Linked DNA regions of Mus musculus: all the other regions are linked to region 2. Evidence: chromatin loops called from intact Hi-C (ENCODE). Cell type or tissue: left cerebral cortex. All regions are shown on one strand. Region 1 has its middle 27 kb from the start of Gm45949. Region 2 holds the start of Atxn1 (ataxin 1). Region 3 overlaps Atxn1 (ataxin 1). Region 4 has its middle 16 kb from the start of Stmnd1. Region 5 overlaps Atxn1 (ataxin 1). Region 6 overlaps Atxn1 (ataxin 1). Region 7 has its middle 19 kb from the start of Gm45949.

The links. Hi-C counts contacts between places; a loop is a spot of excess contacts. Peaks named below come from ENCODE experiments on the same cell type or tissue, not always from the same donor. Only the 100,000 strongest peaks of a DNase experiment are listed, where the experiment ranks them.
Region 1: it touches region 2 in a loop (3-fold over the local background); 4 of 42 quality-filtered maps call a loop at or near these places.
Region 3: a loop joins it to region 2, with 2.0 times the contacts of the local background. A loop is called at or near these places in 5 of 42 quality-filtered maps.
Region 4: it touches region 2 in a loop (4-fold over the local background); 15 of 42 quality-filtered maps call a loop at or near these places.
Region 5: it touches region 2 in a loop (2.3-fold over the local background); 4 of 42 quality-filtered maps call a loop at or near these places.
Region 6: a loop joins it to region 2, with 2.0 times the contacts of the local background. A loop is called at or near these places in 9 of 42 quality-filtered maps.
Region 7: a loop joins it to region 2, with 4 times the contacts of the local background. A loop is called at or near these places in 3 of 42 quality-filtered maps.

What each region holds. Positions count from the first base shown.
Region 1 is chr13:46,086,037-46,090,036 of GRCm38, reverse strand. No RefSeq gene overlaps it. Among named protein-coding and RNA genes, the nearest start is that of Gm45949, 27 kb to the right of the region's middle. In left cerebral cortex, a CTCF peak has its summit at 1,616 (motif pointing left); DNase peaks (open chromatin) are centred at 1,668 and 2,131; H3K27ac peaks cover 681 bases.
Region 2 is chr13:45,964,436-45,968,435 of GRCm38, reverse strand. It overlaps Atxn1 (ataxin 1), which reads left to right and starts at 3,445. Exons shown (of 8, transcript NM_009124.6): 1 at 3,445-3,621. 5033430I15Rik (RIKEN cDNA 5033430I15 gene) reads right to left here and starts at 3,212. Exons shown (of 2, transcript NR_167678.1): 1 at 3,053-3,212; 2 at 1,928-2,525. In left cerebral cortex, CTCF peaks have their summits at 1,655 and 2,219 (motif pointing left); DNase peaks (open chromatin) are centred at 2,402, 3,033, 3,354, 3,827 and 2 more places; H3K4me3 peaks cover 2,014 bases; H3K27ac peaks cover 1,487 bases.
Region 3 is chr13:45,611,305-45,615,304 of GRCm38, reverse strand. All of the region lies in intron 6 of Atxn1 (ataxin 1), which reads left to right. Among named protein-coding and RNA genes, the nearest start is that of Gm34582, 88 kb to the right of the region's middle. In left cerebral cortex, a CTCF peak has its summit at 1,759; DNase peaks (open chromatin) are centred at 1,753, 2,275, 3,549, 3,873 and 1 more place; H3K27ac peaks cover 766 bases.
Region 4 is chr13:46,255,859-46,259,858 of GRCm38, reverse strand. No RefSeq gene overlaps it. Among named protein-coding and RNA genes, the nearest start is that of Stmnd1, 16 kb to the left of the region's middle. In left cerebral cortex, a CTCF peak has its summit at 1,834 (motif pointing right); DNase peaks (open chromatin) are centred at 1,833 and 3,781.
Region 5 is chr13:45,744,262-45,748,261 of GRCm38, reverse strand. All of the region lies in intron 4 of Atxn1 (ataxin 1), which reads left to right. Among named protein-coding and RNA genes, the nearest start is that of Atxn1, 220 kb to the left of the region's middle. In left cerebral cortex, CTCF peaks have their summits at 256 and 1,629 (motif pointing left); DNase peaks (open chromatin) are centred at 1,726, 1,913, 3,059 and 3,294; H3K27ac peaks cover 2,488 bases.
Region 6 is chr13:45,570,158-45,574,157 of GRCm38, reverse strand. All of the region lies in intron 6 of Atxn1 (ataxin 1), which reads left to right. Among named protein-coding and RNA genes, the nearest start is that of Gm34582, 47 kb to the right of the region's middle. In left cerebral cortex, CTCF peaks have their summits at 1,194 (motif pointing left) and 2,261 (motif pointing right); DNase peaks (open chromatin) are centred at 1,210, 2,255 and 3,998.
Region 7 is chr13:46,040,305-46,044,304 of GRCm38, reverse strand. No RefSeq gene overlaps it. Among named protein-coding and RNA genes, the nearest start is that of Gm45949, 19 kb to the left of the region's middle. In left cerebral cortex, no CTCF peak of the experiment used is centred here; DNase peaks (open chromatin) are centred at 1,159, 1,783, 3,418, 3,577 and 1 more place; H3K4me3 peaks cover 418 bases; H3K27ac peaks cover 1,258 bases.

The sequences.
Region 1 (4,000 bases), 120 kb before region 2:
GTCTCTTCCAACTTTTAGAGGCTTCTCAATTTCTTTAGTGATTCTAACCTCCACTTTCAGTATACCTCCTTCTCTTTTTCTAACCCCCTTGTATCCCTTGTATAAGGACTCTTGGGATTACACTGCACATAGATGGTCTACACAAAGATAGTCTGAGATTTCAGAGTCCTTAACTAACCACATCGGCAAAGGCCCTTTTGTCCTGTAAGGTACCATATTCATGATGTTAGAGAATAAGAAGCGGATGTCTGTTATTGCTCAGGGCTCTCTGGAGGAAAACATTGATATAATGATGATGAATTGTTAAACGTTATTTATTAGATTGCTTTATATAGAAATGGAACCTAACAGAGACTGGGCAGACTGTGCTAATTATGTTCCATACCGCCTGGAGAATAATCTAGAACAGCATGCTTTCTGTTTTGGATGAGTGAGTTCATTGAGTATACAGCCAGCAAAAGTTACAGAATGGGTAGAGTGTAGCAGCTAGAAGCCGAGACACGGCATCTCAAACCAGGTGCTCGCAGCATGCATTGGAGACCGCTGGAGCAGCCCAACTGAGAGAGCAGGCAAAGGTTACCATAAAATCCGGCAGGGATACAGCAGAAGTTCCGTGGGGAACCCCTTCCCCCTGCCAGCTGAGGCGGTCAGCAGAGCGTCATCATTCCCACCCCCTCCTCCCTCTGTAAGGCGTGCTGGAGAAGAACAAATGGCAGCAAATAGATGACATCATCAAACCAGGTGCTTGCATTATCCAGCAGAAACCAACTGGACTGGCGGACTGGTTGAGCCCCTCTGCTGAGGTTCCCGATTGAGTCCCCTCCCACCTCCCTCCCCTGCAATGCATGCACGCGAGCACACAGAGGAGAGTCCTACGGCTGAACTTGTAGGCTTCCACTTTCATTATTCTCAATATGGAATAAGCAGCCATCATCTAAATTGGAAATCGTTCACCTTCTCCTTGTTCTCAAGTCCACATAATTGTAATACTTTTAGTGGTATACTGTTTTCCTTTCTTCTTATTACAGTTAGGAGACCAGCCTGTCCCTGAGACAGGGACTTTTGGCAAAGACAACGGAGGGCCTCTTTACTCCTCAAATATGCTTTTAACAAGCATAACAGCACACGGCAATTTACTGATATAATGTACCTTACAGAGAGAAGAGACAAGACTTCAAAGGAGAGCAGCTGGCTAAAAATTGATAGTGATCACTTGACTGACACATCTTCCCAGCTCCTATGCCTGCAGAAGAGTTGTCAAATGTGAGGCAAGTGTCAGAGGGAGTGAGAAACGGCACCTCCATGCCTGAGAGGAGAATACTAGTTTTCTAATCCAAAGAGGAACAGTTCAGTGGGGTCCCTGTATCTCCAAGGCAACTGTTAGACTGGATAATCGATCACTACAATGAACTAATAGGATTAAAAAGATGCTTAGGCAAATGGAGCCTGTATGCCAGTCAAAATATACCTGAGACTGGAGAGGTGGCTCAGTGGTTACGAATGTGTAGTTCTCCTGAAGGCAACCCACATCCAGTTCCCAGCACCCATAGTAGGCCACTCACAACCGCCTGTAACTCCATATCCAGGGGATCTGGTGCCCTCTGCTGGCTTGAATGGGCAACTGCACACACAGGCCCCCAGAGATACACTTTAATTTTTAATTTGCATAATGTTCTCCACAACTTTCTGGATACACAGAAGCCATTTAAAATTCCAAATCATCCAAAAAGATTTTCTCATCTACCCCTTTGAATGAAAATATCCATGCAGGCATGTGAACGCTTAGTAAAATAAATGAACACGAGCCCTCATGTATTAGGACTTAAAATTTCTTGAACCCTTTGTAGGTTTCACAGACTGCTAAGAAGCTCCATTCTTAACAAAATTCACACTGGCTGTGCTGTTTCGATATGAACTCAATATTTGAAGAAAAGGAAATTAAATCAGCCCTTGAGTTGTTGTTTTCTTTTTTTGATCCACACCAGATTGGTGCGTCTGGATCCTGTGATCAAGATAGAATGTCATTATCCTGGTTTTTAGTCTGTGACCTGTCAGAGCGGACGCTAGGGTTTGAATGGAACAGCAACACATGCTTCTGAGATGCCTAATTGTGGCAACACAGAAATGTTGAATAAGCCTCACATGGAAAATGTTGTCAGTTCTCCGCCTAAGCCTTCAGTGTTTAAAAAAAAAAGTGCAGAAAATAGATAGTCAGGCAAAGGCTGCTGTTTCTCTGATGTGCTCAGAAGACTGTTCCCTGTTCTTGGCTTTGCCTTGCTGCTGGTTTTGAACTGAAGCTGGCAAGCAGATGACTACCACATGTCACACACACACATATCTACACATCCACACATGCACACATGCACTCATGATGTAAACATACACACATATACATATGTGCTATACATGCACACATACACACAGGATCACACACAAGCACACCTAAACATACACACACACACATGCATGCATGCATGCACACATACATACACACACATGAGCACACACAAGCATACTTACACACACACATACATACACACATACCACACGCACTCATGCATGCAAGTATGCACATATACTCATATGTGCAATATATGCACACATATGCACACACAGGAGCACATACAAGCACTCTTATACACAAGCACACTTATACACACACACAGATACACACACCTACACTCATACACACAAGCATGCACACACATACATGCATGCATGCATGCACGCACACATACATACACACACATGAGCACACACAAGCACACTTACACACACACACACACACATACATACACACATACCACACGCACATGCACACAAGCACACACACACACACACACACACACACTCAGTGGTAGGCTTCACCTCTTGTAGAGGTTCTCTCCAGAGCACTGTTGCTCTGAGCTTCCCCCCTCCCCTTTAAGCGGAAAGCCCTCCAGGGGAGTTTTGTGTACTATAAACAAGATCTCTGTAGGATCAGATAATAGGGTCTTCACGGATGCAATACAAGGAAGACAGGGAGCAGGAAGCCAGCATGTTAATGCTGATGAGAAATTATTCAACAGAGACTTGTATTTAAAGAGGCTCGTAATATTAAAATGCCGCTCTCAACTGCCATTTCCTCCAAAGATTTAAACCAAAACTGACTTAATTCTCGAGACGCAATGTCTAGACACAGAACTTAATGTCTTTCCCACAGATACTCATCTGTGATATCCGCGCAGTTTAAATGAACACTGCGTGTGTAACGTCGAGGTGAAGAACGAGGATGTGATTAAGGCTTGTTTTATTTTGGTAATCAAAGAAGTCCTTACTTGAAAAGGCATCTTCTTAAAAAGGAAAAATAGAGTGGAGGAGATATCCCAGGATAAGGACCTGAGTTCAGGCCCCAGACCCCACATAAATAAAATAAATGTGACAGCACACATTTCTAGTATTTGCACTGGGGTGGCAGAAACAGGAGGAGACAGGGGCTTGCTGAACACCCAGCCAAGCTGATCAGATATCCCAGGCCACTGAGAGACTTGGTCTCATAACACAAGATGAGAGTGAAGGACCCTAGCCAGCTCTGGCATGCTAAACACGTCTCTAGCAGGCCTTGTCCTGCTCCCCATTTCCCTCTGCCTTGCTAAAAACAGTTAGGTTACACCCCTAAAGCTAGCCACCAAAGTCTACTCGATTATTTAGCTACTTCCTCCTCCTGAGGCTGACTACCAAGGTCCAGCTATCAAACATTGAAGTCCAGCAATCAAAAGCCCCCTTTGGCTCACCTAATTAACATGCCCAATTAAAATTCATCCTAACATGGGGTTTCTTCTTTTACTTTTAAAAACTGCCATTTGCCTATGGGCCATGTCTGTCCCTCTCTATCCAGAGGTAGTCCTTTGTGTCCCCTTCTTCCCTGGGACAAACAGGCTTTCCTCCTCTCCCTTGTTCATTTTCCCTTCCCCCTGCTCTCTATCTCCTGTCTTTTTCTCTCATTTTCTACCCTTTGTGC
Region 2 (4,000 bases):
TGGTGCTGCAGCAGCTGTGGCTGCATTAACTATCATGCTTGCAAATGCAGAAGTGTGACAGAAGAGTCTTGTGACCTAAGAAATAGTTGCTAGACCATTTTGACCTTTCAAGAGTAGACAAGACAAAAATCAGCAAAACAGAAAGAAGGTGGGGGGTGGGGGAGACACGTCTTGAGACTTGTTGTAAGACAGGGAGGTCCCGAGCGTGGACCTCAGCACTGCTTACAGCTGAGCATCCCATGGGTCTGTAACCTCAACTTGGAGTGGGAAGAGACAGGAGGCAAAGACTAGGTGTGCTGATTTCCAGCCTAGTCTAGAAAATATGACCCTTTAAGTTTAGGTAGAGACCTTGTCTCAAAGGAATAATCAGAAAGTGATAAGAGGACCCTCCTCTCTCTCTCTCTCTCTCTCTCTCTCTCTCTCTCTCTCTCTCTCTCACACACACACACACACACACACACACACACACACACACACAGGTTAGTACCTTATTTTTAAATATATTTAATATATATTAAACATCTTAAGTATTAATATATTTAAGATATATGTATCTTTAATATATATCTTTAAAAAATAAATAGAAGGTACTAACATTTCTTTTTACATTAAATAATACATAACACACATCAGGAGCAAGGTTCAGCAGGGCCTCCTTCCTCAATTTTGCTTCACTACAGAGCTCGACCGAGTCTTATACAAACATAATATCAGATTTGGGGGTAGGGGCCAGTGCTATATAGCTGCCACCTTGAAAACCTTGTTCTTTTTCCATGGAGGTTTTATTTCCATGAGAACTTTTGCTTTTAGAGAGCCTCTCCTGTTCCTTCTCAGATGGTGCGTTTGACATTTTGTCTTCAGGAAATGAAACATCTCAGTACTCAAGTAAGGAAACTGCTCTATGAGTATTATGTTTGTGTTGGAACTTGCAGGAAGCAATAGCTGTAGGTGTGTGTGTGTGTGTGTGTATGTGTGTGAGAGAGAGAGAGAGAGAGAGAGAGAGAGAGAGAGAGTGTTTATGGCTTTAATCTTAATGGTTAGGAAAGTAAACAACACATTTCTTATTAATTATTTTTACTGTATGGATAATGTACATATTTAGCTTTCTTCAGGGAACATTTAAATTAATCGACTACGTCTAATATGAATTATGTGTTTTAATATGTTTAAGGTTGTTAAAATAATGCAAATTAACTGCTTGCACCAACGTAATAATTACAATATTAGGAGGTTTTTTCCCCTTGAAAATTCTCTAAATATAAGATGTCTAAAAATAGAGTGGAGGTGGATTGGACAGTTTACAGATTATGAGCTGGAATAAAAACATCTCAGTTATGCCAAAAACATGGCAACCAATATTTTCTGTTATAAAAATATTTTAGATTAAATTTGTTTTTTTTTTTATATGAAAGCTGTCTGCAAGTGAAGCGAATAACAGAAGCTTTGTCGGTTTCACAGGCCAGCCGGAACAATACCTGTAGCACAAAGCAGACGCCTTTCCCACAGGCAGCCAGCGAGCGTCTGCTCCATTTCAAAGACAGCTTTACCAAGAGGGAGCGAAAAGACACCAGTCAGTTAAGCTCTGAACTGTTAACCTTCACCTGGATAAAGCTCAGGAGGGAAAACAAAACTAGACAGAGCCCCGACAGGAAACTCAACGTTAACCGTCCACTAGAGGCTGTAATGAGACCAACAATGTCACTTTAGCATATGAAGTCTAATAATCGCGGATCCTCAAGTGAACAACACAGTTTATAGGGAGTGGGGGCGGGGGGGGGCGGTGAGAGGGAACAGTTGTAGTTCTATTTAAGCAACCGTGGATGTGTGCACGGTATTTCAAAACCTGAGAATAGATAATGTGTCCTACACCACAAACACACACACACACACACACACACACACACACACACACACACACACCACTGCATCTCTTTTATTTTATTTTATTATTATTTTTTTAATTTAACTTCTGAAGTGCCGGCTCCACAATACAGTAGTTTAAACGCGCACACGTTTCTCTTGGTGATTCTGTACGCTGCTTCAGACAGTGACTAATTGTTGGGTCATACGTAAACGGAGCCAAAAGGTCTCTCAAATCCGGCTTAGAGTCAATAAATAGTAGTGGCTTCCAGCGAGACCAAGGGATCGAGTTTCCAGACTCTCAGTTCTAAGCACCTGAAAGAGGTCAGATGCTGGCCTGACACCTACTGGTCTTCAAGAATTTTCTGCTGCAAAGAGAACGCGGCACTGAGCGACCCTCGTGGGGATGTGATGGCTCTTCTTTCGGGTGCCACACCTGTTGGCAAGGTGAACGCCTCCAGAGAAGAGTTCTTCCCTCGAGCTTACGCTTGGCTGAGGTGTAGCCGGAGGGGGCCGGGTGGGGAGTCCACGTCTGCGTTTAGCCACCGGGACAAGGTGGGTGGGGGAGCGTTCCTTCGCTTGGTTTCCCCGAGAACCACCATCGACTGACTGCTCAGTGCACAGGTTACCTCGCTTGCGATGAAATGAATGATCCACAGTTAGCCCTGAGGAGTGAGTGAGGTCGGTTACCAGGGCTAGCTAGAGCTGAGGCGTTCCATGCCCACAGCAGATTTCGAGACCAGCAGAATTTGAAAGGAGGACCGGGAGGTCGCCAGCTTGTCCAGGCAGGAAAGGTGAGGGTGCCAGTGCAAGCTGGGGAAGCCTGAGAACTTTCCCGAGTTGCAAGCCAAGGCAGCAGGCGCGGGCCTTGCCTCGGATGACGCAGGGCTGGCGGGTTGGAGGGTTAACAGTAAGGATACAATGAGTCCTCTTTAGATGCTCACCCGGGGGGCACCAAGGGCACTTCGTAATTAGAAATCAGCCGACTTCCCCGCCCCCTTGGGTATTTTACCAAGTAGGAGCCAAATCCTGACACCCGTCGCTGCGAGTCTCCCAGGTTGCCTGAGTTGCACCCTGCACTCACCCTGTCCCCCTCCAACTAGGTTGCAGGGAGCCGGGGAGGCGCGCGAGCACCGATCGGTCACCACTCCAATGACCTCATCGCCCCAACTTCCCCGCCCCTTTCTCAAACCTGGAAGGCACAGTCCCCTCCGGTCGGTGTCGGGGATCCGGAGCCACAGTTGCGGAGAGACAACCCGGCCTCCCCTGGAGCGAGCGCCGCTCCAGCCCGGGTGCATAGAAGGGTTAAGGGCGCGGGCCGGCAGCCGCGCCGTGCGCTCGCCGTGCTCTGTGCGGCTCGCCGGGCCGCCTGCCAGAGGGTGCCTCCCCCCCCCCTCCCCCCCCATGAAGTCGGATCCTTGAGCTGCGGCGGCGGCAGCCAACTGCTCCATATTTGGCTTCTATTACACATTTACATACTGGAGCGAGCGAGCGAGCGCGAGAGAGAGCGCGAGGGAGGGAGGGCGGGCGGAGGGAGGAGGGAGGGGAGGGGGGAGGAGGAGGAGGAGGAGGAGAGAGCAGAGTATACCGCAGACATCATTTCTACTACAGTGGAGGAGCCGTACAGGACCTGTTTCACTGCAGGGGGATCCAAAACAAGCCCTGTGGAGCCGCAGCTAGAGCTACAGCAGCCGCAGGACACTGTGTCTCTCCCTCTGTTACCCCTTCCCCACGCAACCCCAGATCCATTTACACTTTACAGTAAGTGGCTATTTTTTTTCCTCCTCTGATTCTTTCTCTCCCCCTCCCCCTTCCACCCCGATTTAGATTAAAATCACCCCCTCCCGCACCCCAATCTGCTCTCTCCGGAGAGGGGCCAAAGAACATCCAGCATACACCCCCCCTCCCCCAGTCTCAATGGGCTGCACGGAAAACAGCTGGAAGAGGAGCGAAGGAAACCGACGCGTCGTGGTGTGTGTGTGTGTGTGTGTGTGTGTGTGTGTGCAGGCGCGCGCGCGAGTGTATGTGTGACTGTGTGTACATACACTAGTGCCCGGCTCCAGCCTCCCGGCTCGGGACCCCCTCTGGGAGCAGGAGCGGCTAGCAAGGGCAGCAGATAGGGGCTGGGTGGGCGGCCGCC
Region 3 (4,000 bases), 350 kb after region 2:
ACCATCATTCTGGCTCACGTGCGTTTTGCATGGCTTGCGTCTATATCTAGATTTCTCCTTTTCATAAGGATGCCAGACGCATTGGATGAGGGGCATCAGCACCTCATCTTAACTGACTGTATCATCAATCACTCCACTTCCTAATACGGTCACATTGGACAGCACCGGAGGGTAATATGACTACATATACATTTGGAGGCATGCGTGAATCATGTCTCCACGGTGACCATTCTGGGAGGTGGCCATGTGCCTATTAGCTGCACATTCAGCCAGAGACCTATCTGGAGAGATGACTTCAGGTAACAAGGCCCTTAGAGGATGTGATGTAATCTCATACTCCCCCGAGAGCTATTTATGGCCCACGAGCCTGTGAACATTTGAATGTGTTCAAGCAGAAAAAGACAATGAGCCAGACAGTCTTCTCCGCCCACTTAGGAGTACTCGTGTGGCTCAGCCGCCCCTTCCTCCAGCTCCACAACTGGTTTGCTATGTGAGGTGGGCCTGGCGCCTTCGGGTAGAGGAGCCTCTCCAAAACATCACATGGGTGTCAGTTCCTTCAGGAGTCCCTAAATGAGTCCAAACACAGAGGCTCACGACGATATTAGATCATAGATAGCCAGTCTTCCAAGATCCTGGGAACCCAGATGCATGCAGCATCAGGATGGTTAAGGATTACTAAACTTGGGGATCTTGTTACTCCGCACAGCCTGGAGCAGACACCATGCAGAGCCTTGTGAACAGGAGCTGGAGAGATGGCTCAGTGTTTGAGACCACATGTCACTCTTACAGAGGACTTAGGTTCAATTCCCAGTAATACTGTAACTCCAGTCTCAGTGTTCCCTTCTGGCTTCTGACAGCACCAGGCATACGCATGGTGCACATATATATGTCCCGGCAAAACATTCATACATGTAAAATAAATATTTTTTTTCTAATTTATGAACGAATAACAGTGCATGATCTCCAGGTCCCTCCCCTTCGCTTGGCTTCTCTTTTAGAAGAGGAGACTTGACAGCTTTCTGGTGTCTTATCCACAGTTGCTTGGCAGGCATTGACTGTACCTGTGTGGAGAAGTACCAGCGCTATTCTGTTGTAGACATCCTCTGAAGAACATCCCATAGCCCACCCAGAGTCTGCTCAGGGGAGGTAGCCTTCTGCACCCACTTACTTTCATCATTATAACTATGCAAAAAAAGACAGAAATGGGCAAGCCTGGGGTAAAGGAAGCTGAGACCAGCTATCTCGCAGAATGGACTTTCATTAGGAAAGAGAACCTCACAGCCATTGGGTGTGGAGGGGTGTGGTTGGAGCTTAAACTGCAAGAGCATTGCAAATATATGAGAAGATTGGGAAGACACCTAAAAGAGAGAGTAAGAAAGAGAGCTGGCCTGTACATCAGCACCAAAGTGTCTCTTCAGAGAAAGCCCTCTGACCTTGTAACATTGTCCCCAGTGTTGGGGAGCCTGGCTGGCACTCAAACCCACCCAGTTTGGAGGTAGATGTCAGAGCTACTTGCTGATTGCAGCAAAGGTAAGGAAGCTCGGAATGTATAAATCTCTAGTGCAGCCTCAGAATGCAGAGACCAGAGTAGCAGAAGAGACATAGCCTGATTGTAGGGTGGGGAGTGTCAGCTGGCATCTGTGAGAAAGTGGCCCCCATTTCCCATCTCCCACCCTCTTTTCTTGCTTCTTAAACCATTCTGTGCCTGTGTGAAGGATGACCTATTTGGAGGCGTCCCTGCACCCTGGTGGACAAAGTTGGGTACTGCCTTCTCTTTCCTTCATCCAGCATCTCACTGCTTCATTTAGAGAGCTCTCTTGCTTGCCCCGTGTTGTAACATCCTCTGCATGTGTCTGGCAGGACATGTATCCCAGTTGGGCTTCACTCGTTTCTGATCTCCCAATACCACGTGGCAGAACCTGGCTTACTCGGTGTTTGGTACACAGTTGTTGAATGACTGAATGAGCTCCTGCTTTATTCTTTATTAATGCAGTTCTTAGGTGTCCTAGAGGATACAAATAACTAGAATTGATATTATGATAAAATAATTTATTTAGTGAGCAAAGAAGATCCTCCCCTAGCCCCCACCACTGAGGTATCGTGGAAGGAGCACACCTGACAGACTCAGTAGATTTCCAGCCCCAGTTCAGATCCGCAGGCTGCATGTTCTGTGGCCAAGATTTACCTCCTTCTCTGATCTGAGCCTCAGCTAAATAACCCAAAAGGAGGCCTTTTGCTTATCCCAGAGAATGGCTAGAGGAAGTATAAGGGGGTGACAGACGTGAAGGTGCCATGAGAGAGTGTTGTATAAAGCGCAGGTGTTGCTATAGCACAAGCTGGTATCTGAGGCAGGATCAGTCGGTGGGTGGAATGGACTGGAAACATCATTTGTTTCTGTTCGGAGTGTCATGTGCTGGGTAAGTAGGCAATCTCAGGACTTAGAGGCCAGCCTGAGTATTGCAGAATTGAGGCCATCTTAGACAGGCAGAGGAATAGAGGGCAGCCTGAATAGTGTAGCATCTAAGAGCAAGGAACAGGTGCATGGGAAGGTCAGAGAATGTGCCCTATCACTGTTGGAGGAAGCTAGAGGGACCCTGTGATCATTCTACATATCATGGAGTAGGCAGAGGGCATCTAAACTCATAAAACTGGGCTAGATCGCCAGCCATGGTCTATATGTATGGTGTTATATTCAGTGATTGTTCTAGCACTGCAAGACTCAAGCCACAGGAAGCCGCTTGCTATTCTCTGGACGTCCTTCATGCTCATACCCTTGTCATTGCTTTGCACACACTCCTTACTGTCGGTCAGAATGCTTCCCTTTAGCCATTGGTACCTGCTCATCGTTCAAAAGTCAGCCCTGCTATATGGATTTCTTTGCACTGGACTGTTCCCCCCTAGTAGTACTCTTCCTTTGTCTGATCTTAAATACACACACACAGACACACACACACACAAATACTTATTCTGCTCCTAGTTCTCTCCCTGTTTAATGTGGCAGTTCCACTGGCATCTCTGACTCCTGGAATCTATGGGCTCCAGCCTGCTCAGCATTGCCTCTCCAGGGTCTGCTATACTGTGTATAACTTATTCTGAGTGTATGCTCAGTGACTAAGGAAAACCTCTCTGCAAACTCTGCATTCTTGACACCGAAAAGCTGGCCAGTAGGAAGAGCAATATCTGAATCACCACCAGGAACCGAATAGACAGTGTGGTGAACACTGAAGTCACGGGACCCATTAGGAGCCATCCTCCAGACCGTAGAAGGGATAGCCTGTCAGTCCAGTGGCATTGTTTCAAGCTCCTATCTCTGACTTCGTTTTAGCTTTAGATGGAATCTTAGTCCATTGGTGAGGTGATAATGAAATATTGTAGGCCAAGTAGCTTAAAAAATAACAGAAATATACATCCCATCAGAGTCTAAGATGGAGGCAGCAAAAGGTTTGATATCTAATGAGGCCCATTCCTGGTTCCCAGATGCCACCTCCTCACTCTGTTCACATGGTAGAAGGGAAGACAGCACTCCACAGGGCCACTTTTATCTGGGAACTGATCCCATTTCTCTGCTGTCTGCTTCTACGGTCTAACCACCTCCCAGTGCTACAATGGGGGGTGGGGGTGGGGCTTCCGAACTGGAACAGAGATAGAATTTAGAATGCAGAAGACAGAGATAATGGTGGGGTGCTGTCTACTAACAGAAATGGTAAATTATAGTGTGGGGGTTTAAATGAAAAAATGTCCCCCATCGGCTCAAGTATTTGAATACTTGGTTCCCTGTTGGTGGTGCTGTTTGAAGCCGTTTAAGAGGTGTAGCCTTGCTGAAGGAAGTCCATTCCTGGGGGTGAACCTTAGAGAGGATGAGAGTTTCAAGCTTCTTAGCACTTCCACTGCTCTGTCTCTGCTTTGTGTGTGTGGTAGAGGTGTGATCTCTCAGCTTCCTGCTCCTTCCAATGTGCTTGCCTCCTGCTGTCCTGCCTTCCTGCTATGCTGGAGTCTTATC
Region 4 (4,000 bases), 290 kb before region 2:
CTGTGACCCCAAAAGTAAAAACTGATTAAATCTGACATCTATCTGACGTCTTGCCAGGCAATGAAGCAGGAAAAGATGGAACCATAATTCTAGGAGACCAGTGGGACCTTTTCCAGGAATAGTATGCATGTTTGAATTCTAAACCAAGACACTAGCGTTTGTTCTAGTTTCCTTTCTGTTGCTGTGATGAACAACCACAGCAATTTAGAAAGGATTTTTCTGGCACTTCCTCCTTGTCATAGTCTATCACTGAGAGAAGTCCAGGCAGGAACTCAAGCAAGATCTTAAAGGGGAAGTCGTGGACAAACACTGATGGCTGGCTTGTCCTAAGACACATGCTTCATCTCTCCAGGAATGTCACTTCCCAAGTAGGCCGGGCCCTCCTACTATTATTATCAATTAATAATCAATTATAAGTAATCAGTCTTGTTGACCCCAGACATGTCTACAAGCCAATCAGATCTGGTTATTTTCAAAATCAAGACCTCCTTCTCAGGTGACTCTAGGCTGTGTGTCAAATGGACAGTTAAATGTCACCAGGACACATGTTTTATTATTATATCACGTACACTCATAGACTCATAGAATCAGAGAGAATGAATAGGAACATGAGAAATATCAAAAAGATCCGAATGGGCTTTTCTATTTTTTCTTTCTTTTTTCTTTTTCTTTTTTGTTTGTTTGTTTTAAAGACAGGGTTTCTCTGTATAGTCCTGACTGTCCTGGAACTCACTGTGTAGACCAGACTGGCTTCAAATTCACAGAGACCCACCAGCCTCTGTCTCTCAAGTGCTGGGATCAAAGGCATGTTCTACCACGGCCAAGGCCAAATGAACTTTTGAATCTGAAACTTTCATGTATGAGATTTAAAAAAAACAAACTGAATTCAATGGGATTAACAACCTATTAGATACTACTGAGGAAAATATGAGAGACCTAGAAGACATAGCAATGAAATTACTCCAAGTAAAACTTATGAAGGAAAAGATTAAAACCCCCAAAGGTTATCATGCACTGATGGATAACTTCACACACCCCAAATATATATATATATATATGTATGTATAACTGGAAAATACATTGAATGGCATAAAGTCATAGCACAAGACCAGGAAGGGAGAAATGAAAACATAATTGAAGTAAAGAAAAAAAGCATGGTAATATCTTTGGATAAGTTTCCAAAGATTAAAAAACCAATTTCCCCAAACAAACAAAAACAATGCCACAGCACCTTCCCCTCCCCCCTCAAAAAAAACCTACTCTTCCAAGTAACTGACAGGTTAGTTGTGTGTGGTATCTAGCTCATGTCTGCAGTCTCAGCTCTTGGAGGCTGAGGCAGGAGAATAGATGCCAGTTTGAGCTAGCCTGGGGCACATAATGAGTTCTAAGGCAGCCTGGGCTCCTTAATGAGACTTGTCATAGAAGCCTGAAGCCACTTGAACAACAACACTTCCTAAGGACATGTGGCAATGGTTGCCCGTGATTTCAGAAGTCTCGTAGTTGGCAGTAGTTAGTTCTGTGATCTCATACATAATTTTTCCTGTCTGAACATCTAAGCATGGACCTACCAGCTCCTGTTGGATTCTTTTCCAAAACCAAATAGCTATGCCAATTGTTTATTGAGACAGTGCCAGAGAAGGGACAACAATGTTTTCAGGTCTCCTTTAAGAAAAGGGTGCTGGTTGGGGCGGGGGAGACTCCCTTTCTAGCTTTACTCTGAGACAAGTGAAGGTGAGGACTCTCTCCCAGCCCTCTGTGGAAGCTGGAGTCCTTCTGGACTAACAGTGGCTTTTGGGATGCTGCTGCTGTGATTAAGTCACCAAGAGCCACTGGGGGGCGATATCACCGCACCGATACTGAGTGCTACTCTTGCTTTTACTGTGTCCAAAGCTCTGAGTAAACTTAGGTGGTGGGTGATCTGGTGCATCTGTCTATGCTACAATTAAGTCCTAATGCACTAATTATGTCTCCTCTCAAAGTAACAGTGATAATCAGTGGAAGCAGCCAATACAGCCCGGCAGACTTCTGAGCTGGGTGCATTTGCTCCCTTTTCTTGTTTCCCTTTTATAGAGGACTCTTTGGAAGAAAGTGGGAAATGCCTGGGCAGCAGGTGGAGATGCCTAAGAGGCAAGTTTATCAATATACTCGAGACCAGCCACAGGGTGATCTTCCCAGCATCTTTCTCAAAGAAACATGCCTGGAGTCAGACGTTTGGAGTCCTATTTCTAAGAGCTCTGACTATCCTTTAGCTCCTCCATGAGTCTGCTACATTTAATAGAGGCTTCTTAAGTTCCTAATATAGGCTTCAGGTACTGTGTCCTGCAGAGATAGCCGTAAGGATACAATGTAAGCAGTAAGGATACAATGTAAGCAGTAAGGATACAGAGTAGTCCCTGCTCCAAGGTACCAGAGTCTGGTGAGGATGAAGACAACAGATTAATGATCAAATCTCTAGTCTCAAATCCCACAGATGACGTGAGGAAGAGTCTAAGTGCCTGTGAGATGGTCTAGCACAGGAAGGGATGGTCAGAAACTGATATCTGAGGGACAGATGAAGGAGCAATGCTCTAGGTTGTCCCCAAGGAAACCTGGATTAACCAGAGAGACATGATGTCCTTTAATGACAGGGCACTCTCCAGATAATGTTAAGAGTTTGAGATCTTTTTTTTTTAATTTGGAAAATTAAATGTTGAGTGATCCATTCATATCTTTGCAAGGTCAGTCTGGCTTCTGTTTTTGGGAAAAATGTTTGGAAGGGAACTGGGGTCAAAGCAGCGGGAATAACGAAGAGACAGGGAGACAGTCTCATCATCAGGAGACATGTGACAAATGCTTCACAGAGAAGAGAGGACAAAACAGATCCCAGACACACAGTGAGCAAAGCAGGTGAGGCAGGAGCGAGGCGTCAAAGGTGACCCTTTAGCATCTGACGTGGGATGTGGTGGAAGGAGGTGACATTTACTGAACTGGGGAAGAGGGGATGATGAACAGAAGAAGACCGAGGGCTCAGTTTCAAACATGATCATTTTGGATGTCAGGAGACATTCGAGTGGGGGAGGTAAGGGGTTGAGGGAGATGATGTAAGGTCAAGACTCAGTCTTAGGAATCACCAGTGAAAAGCCCCAGAAATAGATGAGATTACCTCAGGGACACTACAGCAAGTGCACTAAGAACCCAGGAGGACCAGCTAAGAACCAGACCTTGTGGCTGGGGGGGGGGGGGGGGCAGTGTATAGAAACGGAGGGAAGATCTTTTCAGATGGAGTCACTTGGGTCAGGAGAACTTTCACAGTACACTCTAGAGTCCCCTCAGTAACTAAAAAACATTATTCAGTTAATCCAAAGGATGTATAATCCAGCTTAAAGTTTGAAAAGGAAATGGCACATGAGAGTCAGAAGTAATATTGATGTCATATTGGATTTCCACAGCTGCGATTGAATGCCGGTCATACACAACCAAAAAGTCGAAGGGTCCATTTGGGCTCACTGTCTTAAAGGATTTTTGTCTGTGGTCATTTGACTTGATGGGTTTGGGCAGCAGAGCACTGGAATGTCTTCGTTTAACTGTTGACAGGAAGTACAGGGAAGCAGACAGGAAGAGGTCAGGGCAAACATACCTCAAAGGGCAGGAGTCTGGCGACCTACTTCTGTAGCCAGGCCTAACATCGTAAGGTTTTCAGAAATTCCTCAAATCGCACCTCCAGCTGAGCGTTCACTCATGAACCCACTGGGGGAACATTTCATAGTGAATCATAACAGATGGGTTGTGGATTTAGACTCGAGAGGTAAAAATTTAAAACTTGGAAGGACGCTTTCAGGATTTTAGAACACTAAACATATCTTTAAACACACAAGTAGAGAACAACTGTCCAGGATAAGAATGATAAATACAACTTTTAGTGTTTAAATCTAAGAACTGTTTCACGGGGACTTGTGGTCTGAGTTCAGCCTTGCAGCTGGGGTGTATGAGCGCTGCTTGGGCAAACAAAGGGGTGGGGCTA
Region 5 (4,000 bases), 220 kb after region 2:
CCTCCACATGCCTGTTGAAGCATGCCTGCCCCCACCAAAACAAACAAACAAACAAACAAACAAGCAAGCAAGCAAATAATGTAAAAGACAAGGTTTAAGATAAAATAGGGACTGGAGAAATTGCTCCGCAGATAAGAGTACTTGTTCTTACAGAGGACCTGGGTTCAGTTTCCATGACCCATGTGGTAGCCCATAACCTTCTGTGAATCCAGTTCCAGGAGATATAATGCCCCCTTATGACCTCCTCGGACACTGCAGGCAAGCAAATACTCCAAATGTAAGAATCTTAAAAACTAGTAGCTGAAATCATGATGCCCAGTACACTAACCATCAATGCCTAGGCCTTCAATCACAGGGCTGTGATTCAAGGGCCATTTAGAAGATTAGCACATAGGTAAGCAATCATTTTTTCCCTCCTGGCGTACTGTCCTGTGACGCTCACAGGACCTTGGTTTAGGGTGTGATGTCAGACTTTTGTGCTTTCCTGTGAGCAGGTGTATGGTGGGTTGCCTTGTCCCATCCCAAACGAAGAGAACAGAAACAGTGCTTCTGCGTCCGAGCTTAGTCAGGTTCCAGTGTTGCTGTCTTTCCAGATGTGGCAAAGGGCACCATAAACGACTGTTCCTCAGGAAATAGGCACCAAGCCACAGTGGCCTCCCTGCTTACCTCTCCCCCGCCCAACCCCTGGCCTGGAATGATGTGGTGGCCTCGGGACAGGAAAGAGATGAGCAGAACCGAAGCCATAGCTCCACTCTGTGCACACCGCTTGCCCCATATTTCTAACTCGCCATCTTTTCAGTTCCAAACCCTCTGTGTTAAGTAAATGCTCCATTGCTGTGAAGAGTGTGTGCAGCTCCTGGTGAACCACGCTAGGTTTACACTTCAGAAGCAGCAAGGTGTGTGGCTTGGCATTGTTGGCATATTTCTTTGCAGGAAGTATACATGTGTGTGAATGTGTGTCTGTGTGTGTACGTGCATATGTATGTATATACATTAGTGTATGTATATATATGCATATTTGTGTATGTACATGTGTATATATGTGTATGTCTATGTGTGTAAATATGTGTATATATGTGTTTGCATGTGTATATTTGTGTAACTCTGTATGTGTGTACATGTGTGTATTGTGTTCATGTGTGTATATATGTTTGTATGTATGTGAATGCATGTATGTATGTATTCATGTGCTATGTATGTACAAGTTCATATATATATACATACACATATATGTGTGTATATATATATATATATATATATATATATATATATATATATGCACACACACTTGTGTGTGTGTGTATGCATGGATGTGGTCAGAGAACAATTTCAAGACACCATCTCGTGTTGTTTCTCAGAGTACCACCCATCTTATTTTTTGAGACTATGGACTTTCCTTGGCCTGAAACTCTTGAGTGGCTAAGCTGGTGGCCCAGTGAGCCCCAGGGAATCTCCTGCCTGGCCTCCCCAATGCTGGTGTTACAAGCACATGCCACCACACCTAGAAACATGTGTTCTTGGGTGAACTCAGGTCCTCATGTTTGCAGAGCATGGGGTCATTTGCCAACTGAGTGGTCCTGAAGTGTCTCTCTCTTCTGGCAATACACCAGGGCCCTCCTAGCACTTACCAATGACTGCCCCCTACTGCTCCAGAGCATTGAGTACAACTTGGTGTCTGCCTTGGAGAAAGCCTTTTTCCCCTGAGTCCCGGGGTGAGCTCAGTGAAGTGTGTAAGTTAAGGCTGTCAAGACAGGATGACGACAGGGTGGAAGGCAGGATGAAACTGCAGCCTGACTCCTAATGCCACCGCTTCTCCTTCCCTTGCTGAAGCTTAGCGCTCTCTGCTATTTGAAGAGAGCAATTTAGATTTATATTAAGGAATGCATAAGTAGGTTTCTGTGATGAAATCTCATCTGAATCAACTGTGGAGAGTGTATGCTAATGAGTGTGCACAGGGCCTCCCTTCCGGAAGCAGCCGCCCCCCCTCAACTCCCTCACCCACAAGACATCCGAAAGGAACTCAGAACTCAATCTGTGGGGAAAGGTTAGCCCCCTTTCCCTGTCTCTCAGTATCACACCTCTCCTTGTAGAGCCGTAAAGCACTTGACAAGCCTTCAAGTAATTCCAGGTGATGGATTCCCCCCACCCCGGGAGACCCATAAGAGCTGGTTTTACATAGAAGCACATATGACTTCAGTTTCAATCAGAGTATTTGACTCTCTCGCATCGCTTGGCATCACCAGAGCCGCCTTTAGCTTCCCCTGCAGTTCACACTCTCATTCTTCTTCTTAGAGTTTTGGCTGCTCACTGGTAAGATGTCAGAAACCTTTAGAGTCAGCCATGCCAATGTGCAACTTTGGCCAAGGCACTTTTCCTGGGTGGGACACAATTTCCTTGTCTAAGTGAGGAGTCTGGCTGAAGACTCTTGGGGCGGAGGACTAGTCCCCACCTCTCTGATGTTCTGTAACCTCCATGGCTTTGTGCTTGCGGGGAGTCAGTATGAACCTCCAGTACTTGTACATCTTGCAGAATGGCCCCGTCTTCCTGCTCTACTTTCTATCATTCCTTGAAAGGTGCTCAGATTGGGTTCAAGGCTTTTCAGTCCTGGTAAACAAGCACACAAAACCCAAAACCCGTGGTCACACCTTGACTTCCACCCCAACTACTGATGAATATTCAGACCACCAAAAGTTGTGGGTTTCTGGAGGTCAGCAGGAAAATCCCTCAGGGCTGGAAATGGACAGGCACAGACTAGATCCCGAGAAAGAAATAGAAAAGCTTGAATGGTTGAGCCAGGCCAGAGGGCTCTTGCCTTTCTCCCTAGGGCTAGAGATATCAATGGGACATAAAGGAAGGTAACAGGTTACCCCTCTCTTCTAGTTTCAGTGGAGTTAGGGTCAAGGCCATCCTGCTACTTCTCTTTGCTGTGGATAAAGGGGTCCTAGAGGTGTCCCCAAAGACTTTATACAAATCCTTTCTGTCTCCCACAAGCCTTCAGGCTTCAGGCTCCTTCAGTCTCTCTGTGAGATCAGTTTGCTTATTTAGCTCTGCTGTATGTCACAGTTATATAATGTTTCTGCAAAAGAAAAACGCCATGGGTTTTGTATTTTTTTTGAAAACTAAAGGTATGTATGCAGTGGGAGAGGTTGTGTGCAAAGCAGCACGACCTTAGATGAGTCATGTGATTTCCTCAAACCTCACCTCCTTTATCTGGAAGTGAGGCTTATCAGGGGCTCTTGCTCTGTCTTGTGAGATGACTTAAAAGATGACTTGTCGAATCATCCCTTCATCTCACACACAAGCGCGCGTGGGTCTCTACAGCCTCCACTGGGAGAGAGATTACACATGCAGAGTGGTTATTTCAAGCTGATATATAAAGCATAGACAGAAATATATAGTTTGTAAAGCTGCGAATACCAGCATCAATGAGGCTGCAGCAGTTGTTAACTAGACAATTTAATAATTGTGTGTCTAATCTCTTGGGTTTAAAAACAGCTATGGTCCCTCCACCATGCCTCTCCTTCAAGTGAGTCTTACTCAAGCCTCTATGTCTTGGTGTTCCTAGCTGTTCAATGGACAGTAAAAATACAGACCGTTTCCCTAGAATGTTGGAAATGCTAAGCTAATTCTCATTTGTTAAGAGACTAGAGTCTATCATATGGGAATCACTATAAAACATATATTAATCATTGCTGACATTTTTCCTGCTTTATAATGGAGATCCGTGCTGTGGGGCAAGTTTTTAAATGGGGGAATCTGTTTTTTGTTTTGTTTTTTGTTTTTTGTTTGTTTTTTTAGTAATCAGCATGACAGTCATTTGTGGTTTTGGTTTTTTTTTTTTTTTTTTTTGTTTTTTTTTTCTTTTTCTGAGACAGGGTCTCATGTATTCTCAGAGCCTCAAACACTAGGTAGCCAGAGATTCCCTTGAACTTCTCATCTTCCTGCCTTCCCCTCCCACATGCTAGGATTATAGACGTACCCCACCACACCTGACTTGTGT
Region 6 (4,000 bases), 390 kb after region 2:
AAAATCAAATGGGAAGGCTCAAGGCGAGGACCTAAGAAGTCTCACCGTGTCCGCGTGACCTCTGTCAGTACGCCAAGGGTCCTATCTCCTGGCGTGGTTTAGCATCCCTTATCCAAAGCGTTTAGGACAAGACGTGTTCCTCATGCACTACTTCCTCAGTTTTAAATATTTGTGCACCTGAGAACGGCACCCAAACGTGTATTTGCGCCTTAACGAAGGAGACAATCATCTTCATTTTATGTAATATTTTTAGGGAGCCTATCATGTGACTCCAGTCCACCATGGGAGGGCAGGTGTGGAATTTCTTACTTGTGTCCTGTGGCTACTCACAGACTTGGGCAATTTGTGGGACGTTCTGTGTTTGAAATTTGCAGGTTTATGGCGCTGAACCTGCTCTAACCCTGATGAGCCATCTACATTTCTTCCTCTTATTTGTGGAAGCTGGGGGGGGTGGGGGGTGCGTCCAACTCACTCACTGAGAATGTCAGGATTGTGTGTGTAGAAACGGCATCTCCCCTTAACCCTCACCCTTGAAATGTGTGTGTGTTTTTTAAGGCCATATGTCAAATTCTAGAAGCGTCTTCTATTCTAAGCAGCCAGTTGCTATTTACAGACCTTAAAACCAGTAGCCATCCATCCTCACAGAAGACAGAAATGTAGCACAGAAAGGTCTTGCCTCTTCTCGGCCAAGACAGGGGTGGGGGGAATGGAACCAAACTTGAGCAAAAGCATCATGCATCCTGTACAGAATGGCACAATAGCTAAAGGCATGCCCAGCCTGCAGACCACACATGACCCCCGTCAAGGTGGCCGATACAAAATTATAAACTTACCTAAAACATCATCAGATTTATTTTGAGGAGCAAACGTTGTGGGGGAAAAATCTCATTGAGCAGTTCTTTAGTGTGAACTTTCTAGGTAGCGATGATATGTCACAATGTCAAACCAGTTGGACAGACCTACAAATTTAAATCATGTTTCTGGTATAGATTTTGAGATAATGAGAGAAAGAGAGTCTTGAAAGAATAAACTATTAGTATTTTGTGAAAAGAAGAAGACCATTTAGGAGGGAAGGAAAGGCAGAGTGCAAAAATAGAATAAAATAATGAAATATATATATATAATAATGTGTAATGAAAACTCCGGAGCGCACCACTGCTCAGTAATGGGGCATGGCGCCCCCTAGTGGATGAGTGAAAATCCAGCAGGATCCACTACCACTTTGTGGAAGATGCAGGCATTTCAGAGAGCTAGTAGAACGGAGAAAGACCTCACTCCCTCCAATTGGCCATCTTTCATGGCAAACACTCCCACATTTAGGATAATACCTAGAGAGGTAGCAACAGGGGAGCCAGGGCCAAGATCTCTTGAGTCCAGACAACATAGCAAGATTCCTCTTCTGTTAAAAACTATTACTCTAGGCTCAGAGAGATGGCTCAGTGGGTAAAGGCATTGCCACCAAGCCAGACAACCTGAGTCAGATTCTCCAAGAGCCCCGTGATGGACAGAGAGAACCAGCTCCATGCTGATAGCACATGTCAATAATAATAATAGTAATAATAATAATAAATGTCCTAATTATAAAATTTTAAAATGTAAGCAATTAGGATGATGGCCTGAGATTTGCCTCACTTCAGCCTGGGACACTCCAGCATCTTTATTAATTGCTCCATCCTTGTTTCAGCAAAGCGAATCTCCAGCTAAGGTGAGCAGAATGAGTTTGAATTTGTCAGCGGTGATATATGATGAAGAGAGATAGTGCTAAGTGGGAGAGTACTTGTCAGGCATCGACAAGGTGCTGGGTCTGATCTTCGGTCCTAAAAATAAATACATACAGTTGATATCTCCTGCTAGTTCATTAGCAGAAGCTCAGCCCGGTTAGCGTTCAGGACTGAAGAGCCAGCCAGCCTCTATCAGATAAGTAGCATAAATAAATCCTTGTGCCTCTGAGAGCCATCTCAGCCTTCACAGGAGCTTGCTGGTTTTGCATACAGCAGTCACGTGCTCAGGCAGTTTTCTGTTTGCCTGTTGCTAAAGACTCATCCTGAATGTGTTTGACATTTTACTTGGCTTTGAAAGGACTTTCATGCCCCCTGCGTTTTCTTCCCTCAAGCTGCCTTGAGCTAATTAACCTATTCCCTCGCTGGCTGGGGCTACTACTATATGCAAATGCTCTCATTTCCTATTCTGACATATCACTCTTGCATGAACATCCCTAATGAAATCCTGCGGCGTTTTATGGGGCAGTGCACCTGTGCTGCCAGCAGGGGGAGCATGGAACGGTTGGTTCTCTGAGCAGACCTCAGCAATGATTAAATGGTTATGTTCCCTTGTCAGCTGGTATGAGAGAGGGGACTCTGGGCTGGAAAGATAGCTCACTGGTTAAGAGTTCTAGTTGCTCTTTGCAGAAGACGCAGGGTCAAGTCCCAACAACTCCACTTCCTAGGGAATCTGATTTCCTCTTACGACTTCTGTGGGCAACAGGCACACATGTAGTACACCTGCGTGCAGGAAAAACACTCATACAGATAAAATAAAATAACTAAGTCATTTTAAAGTTAGAGCTTAGCCATCCTCTTTCTTAAGAGTGATTCTCAGAGTCTAGAGATAAAAGGTTGGCACTAATGGTTTTGTTTTTTTTTTTTTTTTTTTTTTAAGACAGCAAAAATTAACAATGCTTTTGATACTTTGGGGGTTTGGCTTTGGTCCGTCCTTACAATGGATTTTAAAACACCGGGTATCGATGATGCTTCGTCCTCCTAATAGGAGAGATTCCTACCGAATAAAGTTACTTACAACATAATTCCTTACCCACTTTCAGTTTTTCTACATCTTCAGGTACATGCTATTTTTAATTTTGTCAGTATGAATAACTTACGTCTTTTGACTTCTGTTTCCCGTGTTTACTGGCTGCCCTGTCAGTATTGGGGGGAGAGGGCTTTTCTTATTGACATAACTCTCATGTTCAGACACTTGAGTGTCCAAAAACCTCCACTATCCTATACACATTTGCATTCTTAGGTTCTATCTGCCTGTTCAAACTCAGGAGGGGGGGGGCAGCTTCTTGGGGCATTTGTCGCTTTGTTCTGGTGATGTTGAAACAAAACAAATGAGAGGGATTAAACCATCCTCACCTTGCCCCAGGTGGGAAGTGGAAAGTGGGGTCTGAAGAGTAAACTACTTATCACACAATCGTGAGGGCGTGAGTCTGTACCTCCAAAACCTATAGAAGCCTGCAGGCCAGCTGGCCTGGTTTACAAAATAGTGATGAGTCACCCTCTGCCCCCATCTCAAGTTAGGTGCAAGGTGAGAACCAACCCCTAAAGTTGTCCTTCGACATCTGCATGCACACTGTGACATGCTAGTCGCACACACACACACACACACACACACACACACACACTAAACTGGATGAGAGCCATTTGGAGTTGTGTGATACAGGGATGAGGAGCTGAGCACAGGATTATGCTGCACTGTGGATCTTGCTGTTGGTTCTACATGGACATTGCTTGAATTGTTAAAGACTGGGAGCTTACAGTATGCGTTTGGTTCTGCTTGGTAAGGGCTTAGAGTTTTCATTTTGATTTGTTTTTTTTTTGTTTGTTTGTGTGTTTCTTTGTTTGTTTGCCTGTTTGCTTGCTTACTTTTTCTGCCCCTTTAGACAGGGTCTTTCTTTGTAGCCCAAGCAGCTGGTCTACAAAGTCTCAACTTTCCTGCCTCAGCCTCCCATGGGCTGAGATTACAGACACTCGTGACCACACCCAGTTTGAGGGTCTGTTCTAAAGTCAGATCATAGGAAAAACAATCTGAGGAGGAAATGTATTCATTCAAGTTCCAACCCCAGAAAAGCAGCTCCCCAGATCAGAGCCTTTGATGTTGTTTCCCTCTGCAGCTTCACCGTGTGGGCAGTGCTCCTATCTCCTGCTGCTACCGTGCTTCACACTGGTCTTCTTGGCAGTCTACCCTGTGCCAGGTAGACATTGCTCACACAAGGGTGGTG
Region 7 (4,000 bases), 76 kb before region 2:
GTAAATTCATTGTGGCGGGCCCTAAGTGGAAATGACCCTTAGCAAATGTTATCTTTCTCACTGTGTAAGCATACTCTCTGGGTTTAAATAATTAATTACACATAGCAATGGCTGTTTCAGCCAAGCTTGGAATTCGAGTCCTTTGTTAGGAGAACATCTTTATCAGTACAATTCATCAAAGGGAAACATCAAATAAAATCTTTTCCCAGGCAGTATTCTCAATGATAAGTGAAGGATGATCTCAGAAGGGGGGAATCTCATCCCTTCCCCCTCCTTCCTCCTTGAGCATTCAGAGAAAGCGTGGTAGAAACACCTGACCTCTCCCTCTAAGCCCTGGATTGGTCTTGCCTGTAAAGACATCATTGGTACATGCCTTCAGGGAATTTATGCCATCTAATTGGAGTTATACTGACCATAGGGCGTTCCCTGGAATGCCTACTGCAGCGTTAGGCACCAGAGCACAGAACCCTACGCAGGTAATTAGGGGACAGTACGAGCCCGTCTAGACTTTGGAATCATTCTGGTTCCAGCACGCCCAGCCAATCAATAGGCATTAATCATCCCGTGCTTATTGCTAACGTGACTCAGCCTCCGTGACTCATTGACATCACACACAGGGAAGTCTGTTGTGACTGGAGATGGGCAAGACAATTAGTCTAGAAACGAGCTTTGCCTGAAGGTGCAGACTATTCCAGCAAGGAGCGGGTAGAGTACCGAGGTTGGGTGGGGCACAAATGCAAGCCCACAGGGAGCCCTGCGCAGCGCAAGGAGGGGCACCTACCTAGCATTGTCTGCCCAGTTGGCATAGCAGAGTGTGCACGGTTTCGATTTCCAAATATTTTTTCATTTATGGATACGTTATCTTTCTAACTCCCTCATAGGCTCGGGAAGGGAAGGGTAGGGGCCACAGTGGGTCCCATCTCCGTCTCTGGTGCCTAACTCTGGCTAGAGAGAGGTGGCCACCTAGGAGTAGTGTCACGCGCTGCTTGTCTCCTTGGTGATAGCTCTGCTTCCGGCAAAGATCTCGTAGGCTGACCCAATAAAGGTGACGATCTCACGGGGGTTGTCAAGCTTCGGTGCCCAGCGAAACTTCTTTGGCCTGCTAATCACTGCAAAACAGGCTCTCTCACAGAGTTCCCCTCCTTCCTGTTCTCAGCTAGAAATACCATGAGAACAGACTGTCTCACAGTGTTTTCAGACTTCCACTCCCAGTCCCTGCCAAAAGCAGGAAGTGCAGAAGTGGGCGATAATTCTTTCTTTTCTTTTTCCCTTTCTTTTTTTTTTTTTCTCCTTTTTCTTTTTAGAACACTTTATTAAAGAGTTTTGGTTGTTACTTGTTTTGTTTTGCTTTTTTACCCCCCACCCCCACCCCGAACCTCATTAGAATTAATTTGAGCAATACTTCCAATTTACATGATGATTTGAAAAAACATTACATGAGGTATTTCTTACTCTACACAGGGCTCTGATCCAGTGGGCGCGGGGTGGGGGGGGGGAGGGGGTCCCTTCTTCCCCACAGTTCTGTAATAACACCACATATCTTGGACATGACGCCTACCTTCACACAAACATCCCTTCCCAATCGAGTCTGCTTTCCTTGCTTGTCTGTGCTTTACCCATTAGTCGACCGTTTCAATTTGTGGAAACTGGACACAGACACTGAGTGCCATCGAAAGGACTAGGGGCCACTGGGTTTAAGTATACCATTGAAGGTGGAGGAGGGACGAGTGGGAGGGGGAGAGGAGAGGGAAGAAGAGGGAGGGTGGAGAGAAGAGCAGAGGGAGAAGGAGGGAGAAGAGAGGAAGCGAGCAGAGAAGCCATGTAAGGCCGAGAAAAGGAAGGAAAGGCTAGGAAGCAAAGCTGAATCACAGGCCAAGGAAGCCATTTCCCCTGCAGTAGACCTGTGTTCTATGCTCACGTGAAGCCATTTGATCACCTGGCCATTTGAACATAAACAATACGGAAATAGGATCACCGACTTGGCAGGGCCTTGATCCACAAGGCTAGCGGCTTATCAGAAGAGGGACAGCAAAGTAATCTTGCCCTTGTTGCACACACAGAAGGAAGGCCGCCTGAGGACAGCCGGGAGAAATCAGCCATAGACGTTAGACTTGCAAGCCTCCTCAAGAATTCTGGGAAATAATTAAGCAATGTGTAAATCAGCCAGGCTGTGAGATTTAGTTTTCACAGCTCTGGAAGGCTAATGGATAGATTATCACTAATGAAACTAAGGTTGCAGGTTTTCCATATTGAGGGCAGAGCCTTCTGACGGTCCACTCCACGATGGCTGGACACACCTTGTGGGAGCAATGGCTTCCTCTGCTGGTCAGTATCTTAAGAAGCAGATCTAAGGTGACCTAGCATAGGACTTGAAGCGGGTGGGAGACCGAACGTCAGGCTGCAGCTAGTTCAGCTGAAGTTCACACACAGCGAACAGCAGGCTAATGTTAATTAGAAATGACTAATAAACGATGAGTCTTGGTCCAGCTTGCTTCCTCAGACAAAGCTGGGTCTGGTCTAAAACCCCGGAAGCTTGGGCTTCAGGATGCCAATCACCTCTGCTAAGCTCTGTACAGAATTTTGTATTGAATTCTAAGAAAAGCCTAGAGACTCTGTAAAATTATGCACACCCCCCCCCCAACTCACTCTTACACCAATTAAGTATGCATAATATATCTGGCCTGTGGTAGCCACTAGGATATTAGGAGAAAAGAAGCCAAAGCACTCAAGACAAATAATTGACTGAGTAAGTAGACTAGAAACAGAATTCAATCAAAACCAACCAAGGGGAGGAGGGGTGTGAGAGAAGAAAGGGCATCTGTGAATCCGTAAAGACTCAGCGGACACATACCAAGTCCAGTGTGCCTCTCCAGTGTCCCCAGCAGACACATACCAAGTCCAGTATGCCTCTCCAGTGTCCCCAAAGACTCTGACAGTGCACGGTTCTCACCTGCAGGGAAGCAGGATTTCTTGAAGTACCCCTTGATTCTAGGCAAGGTACCCAGGGGTTTGCATATGTCATCTCTATCATTTCTTGCAAGAGTCATGTGGGGTGGGCTTGGCTGTCACCCCTTGGTGGGAACACGGAGGGGAGGTGTGAGGTTGTTAAGGTGAACTCTGGCCCCCATATCCCCCCCTGACCATAAAGCCAGAAGAGTGCCAGCCAGTTTGTTAGAGCTGTCAGTGATTACCGTGAGCCAGGTCAAGAGCAGCAACAGGCAGGGGCTGGAGAAGAGGTGGGGACAGTGACACTCTATCTCCTGAATAATAATAACCTGAGCGATTTCCCAAATGGTGCTCTCTCCTTGTTGCTTCTCTGCGGGTCCCAATTTTGTTTTTTGGCAGAGTACACGGTGTCCGTGAATGAGCACAGGGCTGCAGGCAATGTCAGCCCTTTGGGCTCTCTTGCTCTTGCCTTTGTGATTCTCTAAAGGGCTCTGAGCTCTGGAAAATTAGGACTTTTCAATGCAAGAGCCATTAGCGATTGAGCCAAGCTTTGGACGTATAATTCTATGAGAACAAGAAAATCATGGGAATTTTTTGAAAACCTTGAAGCTGAATTCATCTTGCTCAGCTACAAAACCTTCACCCTGCCTAACTCTTACATAATCTCTTTGTGGTGGCTTCCTTCTGTGTGTGCTGGTAGTATGTGTGTTTGTGTGTGTGATATGTGTGTGGTGTGTATGTGTGTGTATAAAATATATCATATGGGTAATATATGAGAAATCTGTATCACATTTGGGTAATGTATAATATATGATATATAATATATACACATGCATATATATGGATATACATATATATGCATGTGTAGGGGAGCAATGGATGATTACAAACCACCTTCTCCTTTAGCTGTGAATGTAACAAGAGCAACTAGCAGGACATGTTGTTTTTCTTCTTTTATCTTCCAAAAAGATCAACCAGAAACCCAATATGAAAAAAGCTAATGTGGTACTAAGTTTGCAAATTTAAACCGAGTCCTGCAGTTAAGGCATGCGAC